Regions from separate parts of the Homo sapiens genome. Here region 1 is linked to region 2. A link is a contact called in ENCODE Hi-C or POLR2A ChIA-PET data. All regions are on one chromosome and are shown on one strand. The core of a region is the stretch at or near the end of the contact, and the rest is flanking DNA. Distances in the headings are between cores, read along the strand shown.

The links. Hi-C counts contacts between places; a loop is a spot of excess contacts on that map. ChIA-PET counts read pairs that join two places held with the same protein, here RNA polymerase II (POLR2A). Pooled maps may share reads with other maps.
Region 1: a loop to region 2 is called in a map of right cardiac atrium, with 2.4 times the contacts of the local background. The contact joins two enhancer-like sites. A Hi-C loop is called at or near these places in 10 of 168 maps with a recorded cell type or tissue (CD14-positive monocyte, Caco-2, HCT116 and 6 more), 4 of 37 single-sample maps with no recorded cell type and 16 of 50 pooled maps. POLR2A ChIA-PET finds 5 or more read pairs at or near these places in 1 of 52 experiments (Panc1).

Annotation. Positions count from the first base shown.
Region 1 is chr2:37,833,850-37,840,815 of GRCh38, reverse strand. The region is part of intron 2 of PIRAT1 (PU.1 (SPI1) induced regulator of S100A8 and S100A9 alarmin transcription 1); the gene reads left to right. Among named protein-coding and RNA genes, the nearest start is that of PIRAT1, 39 kb to the left of the region's middle. Within about 2 kb of position 2,660, at least 3 of the 41 ENCODE cell types and tissues checked have a DNase peak (open chromatin) inside an H3K27ac peak, as active enhancers do.
Region 2 is chr2:37,520,300-37,527,144 of GRCh38, reverse strand. No RefSeq gene overlaps it. Among named protein-coding and RNA genes, the nearest start is that of LINC03063, 39 kb to the left of the region's middle. Within about 2 kb of position 3,169, at least 10 of the 41 ENCODE cell types and tissues checked have a DNase peak (open chromatin) inside an H3K27ac peak, as active enhancers do.

The DNA of each region.
Region 1 (6,966 bases), core at 1,411-3,910, 310 kb before region 2:
ACTGGATTCTTTTTTATTTTGTTAACCTTTTAGAAGCTGTATGAGAGGGCTCATTGGGAGATGATCCTCGTATTTTTGTAGCTTGATCATCTGTCTATACCAATATGCAAAAGGAGTCAGGATTTAAACACCTAAAGATGAATAGCCTGTTCACCTGTGTACACAATCCAGTGTTTGGACAGGATGATCTGTTATTAATTTAAATCAATAACTGAAAAACAATGCCCATCACCACTCCACCCATCCCATAAGAAAGAAAGAGAGCTGGGATCATAAAACTCACAAAGCATACCTGAAACACTCCATAGAAAACAGTCATAGTTAATGCCTGGGTCAACACAATCCACCTTTGGTTTAATTTACTAAAACACTATGAGAGAGAAGGCCACGGGGGCCTTGACACACCCATCGTAACTATGAACTAATGTCTCCCAGATGATCAGGGAATCCTTTCCTGAGGAATTCAGTTCCCTGAACTTGACCTTGTTCAGTGACTTTAGAGTAAAGAAGAAAATGACTGCCAGATTAAAAGAGAAATATTTTACTCTTTGGCCAGATTCTGATCAGCTGAGAAATAAGATAATGATGCCTGTCAAATGAGCAACCCTCAGCCTTCCCTCCGTCTACAGCTACAGGGAATGGGAAGTAGCCATGAGAAGCCCTGGGGCTGCTGGATACTCTGCAAGGCCATCCTCCTGTAACTAAGGTCACTGTATTGCACTGTCAAATCCAAACGTATCTTAGCTGGAAAGACCTGCCCATCACCTATCAACCCCTTCACTTCATAAACGTGTCTTCAAGGTTCACAAAGACTGGCCCCAGCATCATCGCATGGACCCTTGTGACGCTCTGGAAGGTAGGGCAGGCGTCAGTATTTCTATTTCAGGTGAGACAGTGAACTCAGACCCTATTCAGTGATTCACCCAAGGTCACAGACAGCTTGTCTGTCAGGGAGAAGGAGCCTGAACCCTGGTTGTATCCTCTGAGTTTGGTATCTGACCATTGCCAATCTTACCAAGCAGGACATGAAACTCTTCAAGGCGAGGTAGCTTCTCGTGGTTACCTAGGGGATGAGTACCAGGGTTGAGACTTGAGAGTGCAGAACACTGATTATTTAGCAGTGCCAAGGTGAGCAGCCTTGCTCAAGGCACGGATGGACAAATGTTGCCCAGGACAGCATCCTGCTTTCTTCCTTCCTGTCCCTGAACGTCCCAGGGATTTAACCATCTCCCTTTTCCCATTACTCCCACCTATTTTCCAACTTGGATTCCACTGAAGGAGATGCCACAAAACCTTTCTTCTCCTCACTTTCATCCTGGGAATCAGGATCAGCCTTTCAGTTTGTTTTTGTTTGTTTGTTTGTTTTTAGTTTGTTTGTTTGTTTTTGAGGCGGAGTCTCCCTCCTTCCCCCAGGCTGGAGCGCAGTGGCGCGATTTCAGCTCACTGCAAGCTCCGCCTCCCGGGTTCACGCCATTCTCCTGCCTCAGCCTCCCAAGTAGCTGGGACTACAGGCACCTGCCACCACGCCCGGCTAAATTTTTTTTGTATTTTTAGTAGAGATGGGGTTTCACCATGTTAGCCAGTATGGCCTCGATCTCCTGACCTCGTGATCTGCCCGTCTCGGCCTCCCAAAGTGCTGGGATTACAGGCGTGAGCCACTGCGTGCAGCCAGCCTTTCAGTTTTATGGGTTTATTACTGTTGTTTTGTTTTCAAATTTAATAACCGTGGGGAGAAAAAAGTTAAAGAGGTACCAATGCTTCCAGTTACTAGATAATTTAGAAATTGTGATAATCATTTTCTAATACGGTAACTCTTACTTAATTGCTTAGCAGAGGACCTTATCTACTAATTGCTGATTTGATGGTAGACATCCTTATCATTATTATAAATACTCTTGGCCACCCAGCTAATTAGAAGCAGAACCAATACTTGAACCTAGGCCTTCAGATTCCTTGCCCAGTGCTGCAGTAGGGCTGCCTCACAGGGTTGGGATGCTTGAATTAAGCAGCATAGATAAGAGAGGCTATGAACTTAGGGAAGGGGGCTGTGGGGCTAACGAAAGTGAGGCCAATTACAGTTTATCAGTTATTCAGGCAGGGTCATCTAGGGCCAGTTCCTGCAAGGGTGCTGGGAAACGCAGGTCTAAGAGTCAATGTATAGATTGCTTGGCTCGTTGACAGGACTAAGAAAGCTAAAGCATTTACCAACTGGAGAAGAAGATTGATGAGAGATAGGGACAGAAACCAGTTTTGCTGCCTGCTTTTCCAGTAGGGTAACAACTTTATTCCTTTGGGTGCAAAGGAAAATAAGGAGATGATGAGAGAGGAAGATTTTGGGAAACCAGAAAGAATTGGAGGCCTTAGCTTTGGACTGCTTCTAGACTAACTGTATCCATCTTCTAGACTGGCCAAAAAATCACTTGACTCCCCCTCCTCCCCCAGCTATCCTCTCCTCCCTGGTGCCCAAGCGCTACCTCTCGCCCATGTGCTTATTCCCGTCTCTGTCCTAGACCACTGCAAAGCCTAGTGAATCTGTGTCTCCTCAGCTCCTCCCCAACAAGCCTTTTCCAAGACTCTCCTCTCAGGGGAACACCCACCCTCCCCCAGGCTGGCCATGTGGAGTCTGTCTTGTTCCCCCCATCTCGTTACACTTGTGTATTTGGTCGTTGACGCAGGGGCTGACCCCACATGTTACATCACCCTGTGCAGAGCACATTCAGCAGGCGAATGACTTACAGCACATGCTCTGTCTTCTGTTCTTTCTATTAGGGGCGTGATTTAGAAGATGAATGTTTATAACATGACCTAAGGAATTTCATCCTTCTCTGGAAAACTGTGTAGGAGAGAATCCTGATGGACAAAGAATAATGTGTTCTGGGTTTCAGCCAACTATTTGGAGTTGTTTGAAAAAGCCTTGGTGCTCAACTTCTGCTGTTTATTGCAAACTCATCACCTCCTGATAGTCCCTAGCTGGCTCAGAAGGGAGTGGTGACAAATGAGCATCTCCTTTGTTTTCATGCAGAAACCACTTTGCAGTGATGATGTGTTAATTCTTTATTAAGTGACTTCCTGGCCAAACACCTTGAAAGGCCATGTAACTCTCCTCTCCTGCATTGCATTTGTGGGGGAAAGGAGAAGGTATGGAGCATGAAAGGCAAATCAGATCTATGTACTGGGGTTACCCAGGCAGAAAAGCAGTTCCTTGTGAATGGAAAACAGCTCAGCAGTGTCTGTCCCCTGCCAGGTCCTTGGGAGGTGGTTTGCCATAGTGGAACACCAGATTTGCTGTTGATCTTGGTTAAATCACATAAGGAAGTGATATAACCTCTTTGAACCTCAGTGTCTTCTGCGAAAAGAACCCTGCGAAGCTATCACAGAGATTAAATTAGTTAAATTATGTGTAAAAAGGATAATTTTAAAATACTTCCTGCTGTGTTTTTCTCTGATGATTTCTTGCTACCATTATGACCTTAGAGCAGGAAAAAAGTAAATGCTGCCTCAGGAAGGAAAAGGGAGTTATGTAGACAGGAAGAAGAATTGAAACTCCAGAAAGGATTCTAAGAAGTAAAATACCATTAAAGGAATCTAAAGCAGAGAGGTTTCCCTGAGAAGAGACAGTAAAGATGTTAAGTCTCTGAAGAATTCCTGCATTGACATCTCTTAGGTAGTAATTGGCAAAGGCAAGGTAGTAGCATAATGATCTGGGATAGGGCATATATTTTCTTCAAAAATGAGGTTAATGTGGCAATTCCTAGGTTTCCTGGGGCCTAGACAAGATTCTACCATCCCCAGGGACAGCTGCTCCATGGAGATAAAGAGCCCCCGACAACGGCCTGAAGTAGACCCTATCTAGGTATTGGGGATGGAGAAGGTCATGCTTCTGTAGTACCAGGAAGCTCTGCGGTGGCTGTCTAGCTAGTTGTCCAAAGACCAGTGAACATTCTGCATGATAGAGCCAGCAATTAGATGCCACCAACACCCAGACAGACCATTTGAAGTGACCGGCAGCTGGAGCCAGCAAAGAGCAGACCATGAGTTTTACTGGCCATGAAATTTGGCCACGTATTTTAGACAGGTGTCCAGGGTACAGACCTTGCGGACCATATTGGGTCAGAAACCCAGCTGGTAAACTCTGTTCCCTGTCACTGTGAGGATACATGAGTTTCTCTCTTCAGCCAGATGTCATCTTGGTTGGGAGGAGAATCTAAATGATTAAACATTTTCCCAAAGATACTCAGGTTACCCTAAAAAATCATTTTAAACTTCAAGACACTGTTTTGAATCCAAAGACCTTTGCAATAAAAGATTTCCCTTCCCCATTCCTCGCACAATCCTCTGGCACAGTAGGATGGTTACTCATGAGAATTAGTTGCAGGGATTAGTTGCAGAGAAATAAAAAGGCCCAACTAGCTTGTAGGTCATTGTATTTTAACTCAACTCTGTAACTAACAGCACCACAGGCCAGGCGCAGTGGCTCATGCCTGTACTCCCAGCACTTTGGGAGGCCGAGATGGGCAGATCATGGGGTCAGGAGATGTAGACCATCCTGGCTAACATGGTGAAACCCCGTCTTTACTAAAAATACAAAAAATTAGCTGGGCGTGTGGCGGGTGCCTGTAGTCCCAGCTACTCAGGAGGTTGAGGCAGGAGAATGGCGTGAACCCAGAAGGCGGAGCTTGCAGTGAGCTGAGATAGCGCCACTGCAGTCCAGCCTGGGTGACAGAGCGAGACTCCGTCTCAAAAAAAAAAAAAAAAAAAAATTGCACCACAGATAGGAGACGATGCAAGTGAGTACTCTTAAATGTAATTGAAAATATCAAATTGGATAGAATCCTCCAATATGAAAAGCTTCTCACTTTTGGTATACTAAATACTGCTAACACAGAGTAGGAAGAAAGCTTGTACATACTTACTGGCCACAAGTTGATTTTATTTACAGCACTGAAAGTAAAGAAAAATGGAAATAGTCCATTATGTTTTAGTTAAATTCTTATGTTGAACATAGTTAAGATTTTTTTTCTGGGACTTCACAGTGTGAGGGGAGTGATAACATCCTAACAGTATTCCTTTTTCTAGATCAGTGACATTTGCATCACTTGTGGTGGTCTCCATCCTTCTCCTTCCTAGTGCTCTAGGGTTTGGGTCACCATCTTAGCCAACTGCCAATAGATTTTCACTGCTATCTCTTTCCCACTTTATTCTAGGTTTCTCTGAATTATTTTGTCATTCTTCTTCATTTAATTACCACAAGTGCCCACTATGAAAGATATTATTAACTTCATTTTGCAGATAAAGAAACAATGGTTCCACAGAGTTAAGAGAAGATATTTCTAAATATTTATTGCACATAAAAATGAAGAGAAGCGGCCGGGCGCGGTGGCTCATACCTGTAATCCTAACACTTTGGGAGGCCGAGGTGGGCAGATTGCCTGAGCTCAGGAGTTCGAGACCAGCCTGGGCAACACAGTGAAACCCCATCTCTACTAAAAATACAAAAATTAGCCGGGCGTGGTGGTGCATGCCTATAATCCTAGCTACTCAGGAGGCTGAGGCAGAAGAATCCCTTGAACCTGGGAGGTGGAGGTTGCAGTGAGCCAAAATTGCGCTACTGCACTCCAGTCTGGGTGACAGACCCCATCTCAAAAAAAGGGCATGGCGGTGTGCGCCTGTAGTCCTGGTTACTAGGGAGGCTGAGTCAGGAGAATTGCTTGAACCTGGGAAGCGGAGGTTGCAGTGAGCCGAGATCGTGGTGACAGAGCGAGACTCTGTCTCTTAAAAAAAAAAAAAGATGAGAAGTTTGGTTTTAGCAATAATCCTTATGAAAAGTGTTATTCTTAAAGGAGGTCTGTCCAGCACAGCTACAATGTACTGGTCAAGGTGGATGTCAGAGTGCCCCCCACCCTGGCCTCTCCAATCACATGGAACTCTGAGAATCAAGCTGAGAGGTGGAGAAAGGAAACAGTCAACATAATCTCCAAATTATGTTGCTAGTACTTGGTGGTGGGGCCTTTGGGGGAGGTGATTAGGGTTAGATGAGGTCACGTGAGTGGGGGCCCATGATGGGATTAGTGGCTTTATAAGACGAGGAAGACAGACTTGGGCTGGCACGCTCCCTCTCTCTCGCCATAAGATGCCTTCTCTCAGATTATGACACCACAAGAAGGCCTTTGCCAGGTGCTGGCACCTTGATATTGGACTTCCCAGCCTCTGAAACTGTGAGAAATAAATTTTCTTTATAAATTACCCAGACTGTGGTATTCTGTTATAGCAACACAAAACAAAGACAGATAGTGCCCTTTTTTCTGCCATCAAAACAGAAGATGAGGGTAGGAGTTATCAAGAGACTCTCTCCAAATCTGAAGGAAATCACAAACCTGCAGTGCTGTTTCGAAAGTGTCCGTCAAGACCCTGGGTTTACTCTAGCTCTGAATTCCATTTCCACTGTGTGTGTCTGGGGCTTCACAGGGATAGAGAGGGTGATGGTGATGATGGTGTGGTCGCTTTCTCTTTAATCCACAGCTGTTGAAGTTTTGACCACATTAGGGCCAAATGTGGAAATTAACCTAATTTTTTTTTTTTTTTTTGAGACAGAGTCTTGCTTTGTCACCCAGGCTGGAGTGCACTGGCACGATCTTGGCTCACTGCAATCTCCGCCTCCCGGGTTCAAGCAATTCTGGTGCCTCAGCCTCCCGAGTAGCTGGGATTACAGGCACGCGCCACCATGCCCAGCTAATTTTCGTATTTTTAGTAGAGATGGGGTTTCGCCATGTTGACCAGGCTGGTCTCAAACTCCTGACCTCAGATGATCCGCCTGCCTCGGCCTCCCAAAGTGCTGGGATTACAGGCGTGAGCCACTGTGCCTGGTGACCTTCTTTTTAAATATACTTCACCTAGAAATCCATTTTGTGAGACGAAACATGAAAGTGATCATACTCCCTGCCAGTCTGAGGTGACCAGGGTGTGACT
Region 2 (6,845 bases), core at 1,920-4,419:
CTGCTGAGAATCTACTCCAAGAAGTCTCATGGGCTCTCTCATAACCCATAACAGATATGCCTTAAAGTCCTTCATTAATTCATAACTATTTATTGAGCACCTATTATGTGTCAGGCACTGTTCTAGCTGCTGGGGATGCAGAAGTTAACACAAAATTTCTGTCCTAGTGGAATCTATTTCAGTGAAAGATGATAGACAATAAACAAATAAACAGATCAATGAGAGAAATAAATATAGGGGTAACTATTATGAAGAAAATGAAATAGATGTGATAGAGAATGTATTGTTTAGGGTACACCTGAATTTCAGTAACAGAGAGATTGAAAATACGGTGCTTAAAGAAGATAAAAGTGTATTTTTTTTGCTCCTAAAGGTGACCTGTCCAGGGGTGGAAGGTGCTGCATCTACAGGGGTCCCCAAGGACCAAGGTGCTATCCGTCTCCCTGTTCATCTCCCAGAGTGGTATACTCATCCAGTGCACTCATCTGGAGCAATTCACATGCACCATGTCTACATTCCAGCCTGTGGGAAAGCAAGAAAGGATGACCAGGACACACGGTGCATCAATAAGAAGATGACTATAAGTGTTGTGTTTTCATTCCTCTCACTTCCCATTGGCCCAAACTTAGTCACGTGACCACAACAATTACAAGGCCATCTGGGAAGTGTAGTATCTATTTGAGCAGTTGAGTATCTGGCTACAAATTGGAGCATTCTGTTATTTTAAGAATAAAGGAATAAAAGACACACACTGTGGTCTTCTGCCGTAATTGTCCAGTTGTTCTCTGGACTAGAGGTGAAGATTTTTTAGCTGGGGGTTTTGTTAAAGTAGTCAGAAAGACCTCTGAGGAGGGACATTTGATACGAGATTGAAAGACACAAAGGATGCAGTCATGGAATATATGTGAAAATTAGAACATCAGCAACCATGAGTAAAGATGACAGTGGACCTGTGTATGTTTCAAACTAAAGTTTTAACTGTTTTTTTAATTTTTAAATTTATTATTTTATTTTCTTTTATTTCATTTTATTTATTTACCTTTAGATGGAGGTCTTGCTATATTGCTCAGGCTGGTCTCAAGCTCCTGAACTCAAACAATCTTCCCGCTTCAGTCTCCCAAATAGCTGGGACTATAGGTGCTTTCTGCCACACCCAGCTTTTGGTTTTGTTGTTTAGTCATTACAATATGTAATTATTTAAGATAATCTCAATAAAAGAGCACATCATGAGATATACAGATAAAACATACATTTTATCTATATCTATTTTTAACTGGTAAGATTGTCAATCCTGTTTCCATACCATATCTGGATGCTTTTGATACATTGGACACGTAGTCACAGGGAATAATTTACATAGATGATTGTTTGGTAGAAATGAAATTCTGGAAGCCTGATTTTTTTCCATTCATTTTTCCAATCATCTCAGATTTCCAAATGGAAAATCTTTGCAATCCCTCCCATAACCTAAGCTACCGTGCAGCCCCATGGACAGACTAACAGGGTGTAGAATGGAGAAATCTTTCTCTAAAGTAAACTAAGAGGAACTTCTAAGTTTTGGGCTCAGTTACCAGCCAGATGGATTGTATACAAGGCAAGAAGTGTTTTGACATTGATTATGAGGACAGAAAATGCCTCCTGGAAAGGTGGCTTGTCCTTGCCCCATTCTGGGCATTTGCAATGCACTTGATAGATTCAGGTCTAATTGAAACCATAAGAAACACCACCTGAGGCAGACCGATAGTCCATCTGGCCCACTGCTCAGGCTCAGACAGAAGCATCCAAAGACTCTGCGTGAGGAGGTCCAATGCCTCATCGGATTTCAGCCATGAGAAGGTAGAAACATACCCTGAAGAGCCCTTACTTTCCTCCGCCAAAATAAGGGATTGTGAGTGAGGCAGTGCTGCTGTCCTCTCCCAAATCTCCCACTTCCTCTCAGGGGAGCTGCCATCTGCTTCCAAGTCCATGAGTGTTCATTTATTAAACAACAGACCTAGCTCCTGACAATGCTTGCCGGGAATGTATACTTCACAATAATAAGCCTTAGACACTGGGGACAAAAATGATCAGAAGCACCATTTTCCCAGGGAATTTATCCACTTGGCAAACCCTGGGCTTGTGAAGACATGGCCTGCCTTCTCCTTCAGTGAAATAAGATAATTGTTTCTGAAGAGTAAAGTTTTATATTTTAGAGTGTTGAGGTCATATCCCCTTCTTTCTATGGGCTCCCCAGGTAAGGAGTTTCATTAAATATTTTCTTTGCTGTGAAATTGCCCTCACAACAGCATCTATCCCTTGGGCTAACCAAAAACTTTAAGGCACAATCTAACCACAAGATTTTCAGTGAAAACCTTTATTTAAATCGTGTGTGTGCATGTGTATGTGTGTGTGTGCATAAACATAGCATGAGTATGTGGCATATGAAAGCTGAAAAATCTCTGATGCTGTCCACATCTCCATCTTTCCACCTGTCCCCCACCTGGCTGGCATGGGCTAGAGGGGCGGGTAGTGTTCTGGTGGCAGCCTCCTGAGACCTAAATGGCCTTTGTTACATACTTCAGAGCTGCTTAACACCCCTGACATGTTCTTAGCTATGAGCTCAGCTCCTGGATTCTTCCAAAATCTGTAGCTCACACTTTTCTTACCTTTCAAATCCTCAAACTATAAAACCTGAAATATAAAGTGCATATAGAGGAGAAGAATGCAGATTGAAACCTTGAGTGCTTGGGAGCTTCCAAGAGTACTTTGCACTCACTAACTAGAGGATGTAAAAGTACCTGTACCCACAGCACACCAGTTGCACAAAGGCATAGAAGTGTTCTTTGATCTAAAAGGATCGGGGAAGCTCTCAGTCACCACGTGCTACCACTTCCCTAGCTGGACAATGCTTTGGAAAACAACTGGATGCATGATTGCATCTTAATTCTAACCCTCCTCCATTTGAAAAATGAGGATACTGGGGCCCAGAGGGATTTGGGGACTTGCCTCAGGTCACAAAGTCAGGGAAGGGCAAGCAGTAACTGGAAGCAGGAATCCAATGTCCTTTTCATTCCACCAGTGTTTGTTGGAAAGAGTATATTTCTGCTTGTGAGGCAATCTTCAGTCTGCAGAGCCGTAGTGTAACGTTTTGGCATGGAGTAGCAGTGTCGTAATCTTCCTCTAACACTTCCCCAGTCCTAAAAACCATATAAGGAATTTGAATCTCTATCATGGTTCCCAATTAGCTTTGACAAACTTGATGTCTTGCCAGCCAGTAAACTACATCACACCCACTGATTCCAACAGGGCAAATCATTCTATTAAACACTGAGACTTAATATCTCAGCTAAAAACAACCATCTGTTCACACTTAATTACCATCTTCCCCAAACATATTTATTTGACAATCTTAAAGAAAACTCCAGTTGCAGAGAGGACTGAGGATTTGAAGGTTTAGCATTTCTGCTTAAGAGCTGTCAGTTAAACTTAAAATTATCTCAGTCCTGGTTCAAGTCCTACTGGAAATAGAAACACACATTTTTCAGATGGTTCCAAAAACATTCTTGCATTTATTTTCTAAAAAGAAAACTTTAAGAACAAATCATGAAAAAAATAAAATAAAATGAGCTGCCTTGCTTTTTCTTTCCCTTTTTTTTTCTTTCTTTCTAGCTTTCTTAAACATACTTGTTCTCGAAAGAAAAAAATTGGAAGGAAAATACTCAGATGCCAGGTGTACCTTTATTAATTGGCTTAACATGCTAGTCAAGAAACCAGCTAGCTACACTAACCACCATCATCATCTCTCTGTGCCTCTCAAAGGAGACTGCTGGGTTTCAATCACTGTACATAAGCAGTTTTTTATTCTCGTGTCACCTCTGTAGAGATCTAATTTACATGTGATCACTTAAAGCCTCTTTTGAATGTTTTAAATAGTCAGAATCTCAATAGCTATCAACTTTTCAGAAGGGGCTTTAGCTTTAATTGTATTGTACATCAGGTATTCTTATAATGTTAAACAGTCAAGAAATTTATAGTAAAGAAAGGAATTCTTTGTCAAGCAAATAAAAAAAAAGCTGATAGCCACAACATTCATAACCAAGACTTTTTTTTTTTTTTTGGCTTAACTATTAGCCACCCCACAAGGCAAAATATCCCTATCCCTAAATTTCGAAAATATTCTATTTGGGGAGTTATTTTTTTGGAGTAAAGAAGAATGAGTTGGACCACCTCTGGCCATCTGTGTGTTTTTTCATTTTTGTAGCCTTTGCTGACTGCAATGCACTCTGGTATCTTGGACTCTCTTGGGGAAAAATAAGCAATTAAGAAGCTTTCCAGAGACCAACAGTTGTATAGGAACGACTTGCAAACAACATTTCATCACTCAGGGAATAAACATCATTGCTTATGATGTACCAATTTCTCTGCTAATATCTGGGAATACAACCATAAGCCGGATAAACAAGTTTGTTGTCTTCCTGGAGCTTCCAGTCTAGAGAGAGAGAGACTAAGAATGCTGCTTAAATAACAACATACATAGAAGAAAAATGATCTGTCAAAAAAAATCTGGCTTTTTAAAAGTAATTTTCAAAAAACGGTGAATATACTGTTTCAATATTTTAAATACTGACCTATAAAAAAAGGAATTAGCATCTATTTCATTGCTACTATATGCAAAGGGCTTTCCATATATTTTTATTTAATTTTCACAGAGATCTTTGTAAGTAGATATTAAGAACACTGAGGCTCAAAAGTTGAAGTCTCCAAAACGAAAACATGGCCTGTAAGGGATAAAGCCCAGTAATACCATCCACATTCATCTGATTCAAAAGTCCATGCATTTTCCCCTACACTTCCTGATTTCCTTGACTAGGCTTTGGCACCTTAGCCGAAACGCTCACATTTCTTCAGACTTCTCTTTCAACAGTGTACAAGGAGGCACACAAGGTTCTCTAGCTGATATCTTTATCTCTGATTCGAATAATTATCTGAAAGTCCAAAAACTTCATTTAACCTTAAGTAAAATCTTCAGACAACCCCACCCCCATCTCCAGTAGCAACACAGTCTGATGTTTCATAATTCCTCAAGCATGCTAGCACTGAATGAACTTCAACTTGCTTAGCAAATTTTCATTGCAGACGAAGTTTCTGTGCTAATCTGGAATTGATACCTTATAAGAATACAGCCCAAATTGGGAAGTTGAAGAGTTTATATATCTCAAAATTCCTTAGTCATAAAATAATGAACTAGCAACAAAAACGTCTACCTTCCTAAAGCATATTACAATCTGACTGCACAAGTCTTTTGTTCTAAACACTTATAAAGGGAAGTGGATGGTCCTACTGGAATCCTACTAGACATATAAATGAAGAATTTTATATTACATTTTGTAAAAAGTTTATTCTCCCTCAATATTTAAGGGAATTAGCTGGCAACATTGGCCAATAAGCAACCCACATTTACCTACAGAATCATTTTTAAATATTTTACTTTTTTAAAAAAGTACACATTTTGCTTCCAGTATGTAGCACCAAAGGCCCATTCCAGGGCATCCCTCCCACTGAATAAACTAAAACCTCTCAAAAACAAAAATATAGAAGGAAAGTAAGGGGAAAGGTAGATTCAAGAATCCTTAACAAAATATTATTACACTGTGTTTAACAATATACAGACAATACATCATAACTGTGTAGAATTTATTCCAAGGAACTAATGTTGGTTTTAGCATTTGAACACCAATCAAATATAATTCACTCATTAACAGATCAAAGGAGAATATTCATATTATCATTTTAATAGATGGGGAAAAGACATTTGACAAAATTTAGCACTCATTTGTGATTTTTTTTTAAAACTCTCAGCAAACTAAAAATATTTGGAAATTTTCTCAAATTGACAATAGTCATCCATGCAAAACCTACAGCTAACATCATACTTGACATTGGCACCCTAAGATTGGTAACAATTCAAGGGGACCTGCTTTCACTGCTTCTGTTCAATATTATACTGGGAGTCTAAACCACTGTAATATTTTTTAAAAGAGGGAGAGGGAAGTAAAATGAAAAAGATGGGAAAGAAATAATAAGAATAAAGATCAATAAGAAAGTAAAATAATATTTACAGGCAATAGAATTATTTATGTAGGAAATCTCAGGGAATCCACAAAATAATTACTAGAACTAATAAATAAGTTTAGTAAGGTACACGGACGATATTTTTAAGCCATCGTATTCCAGTATATAAGCAGCAACAATTCAAAACTGAACTTTAAAAAAATTCCATTTACAATAGCAATAAAAAAATTGTTTTAAGCAAGTCAAATGTGTCTACACCAAAAACTATGGAATACTGCTGAGAGAAAGTAAAGAAAACCTAAATAAAAGGGAAGATAGACCACATTCGTAGATTTAAAGACTCAGTGTATTAGTCAGCATTCTCCAGAGGACATATATAAGAGGAGATTTACCATGGGAATTGGCTCACTTAAGTATGGAGGCTAAGAATTCTCATGATATGCTGTCTACAAGCTGAAAAACCAGGAAAATCATTGGTGTAATTCAGTCTGAGCCTGAAGGTCTGAGAACCAGAGGAAGGGTGATGGCCCTGGTATAAGTCCCAGAATCCAAAAGCGCAAGAACCCAAGCTTCAATATCCAAGGGCCAAAGAAAATGGGTATCCTAGGTCAAGGAGAGAGAGAATTCACCTTCCTCCACCTTTTGGTTCTATTCGCTCCCTCAATGGATTGCATGATGCCTACCAGTGTTGGCAGCGTGGATCTTCTATACTCAGTCTACTGTTTCAAACACTAATCTCTTCCAGAAACACCATCACAAATACATCTAGAAATGATGTTGTTTACCAGCTATCT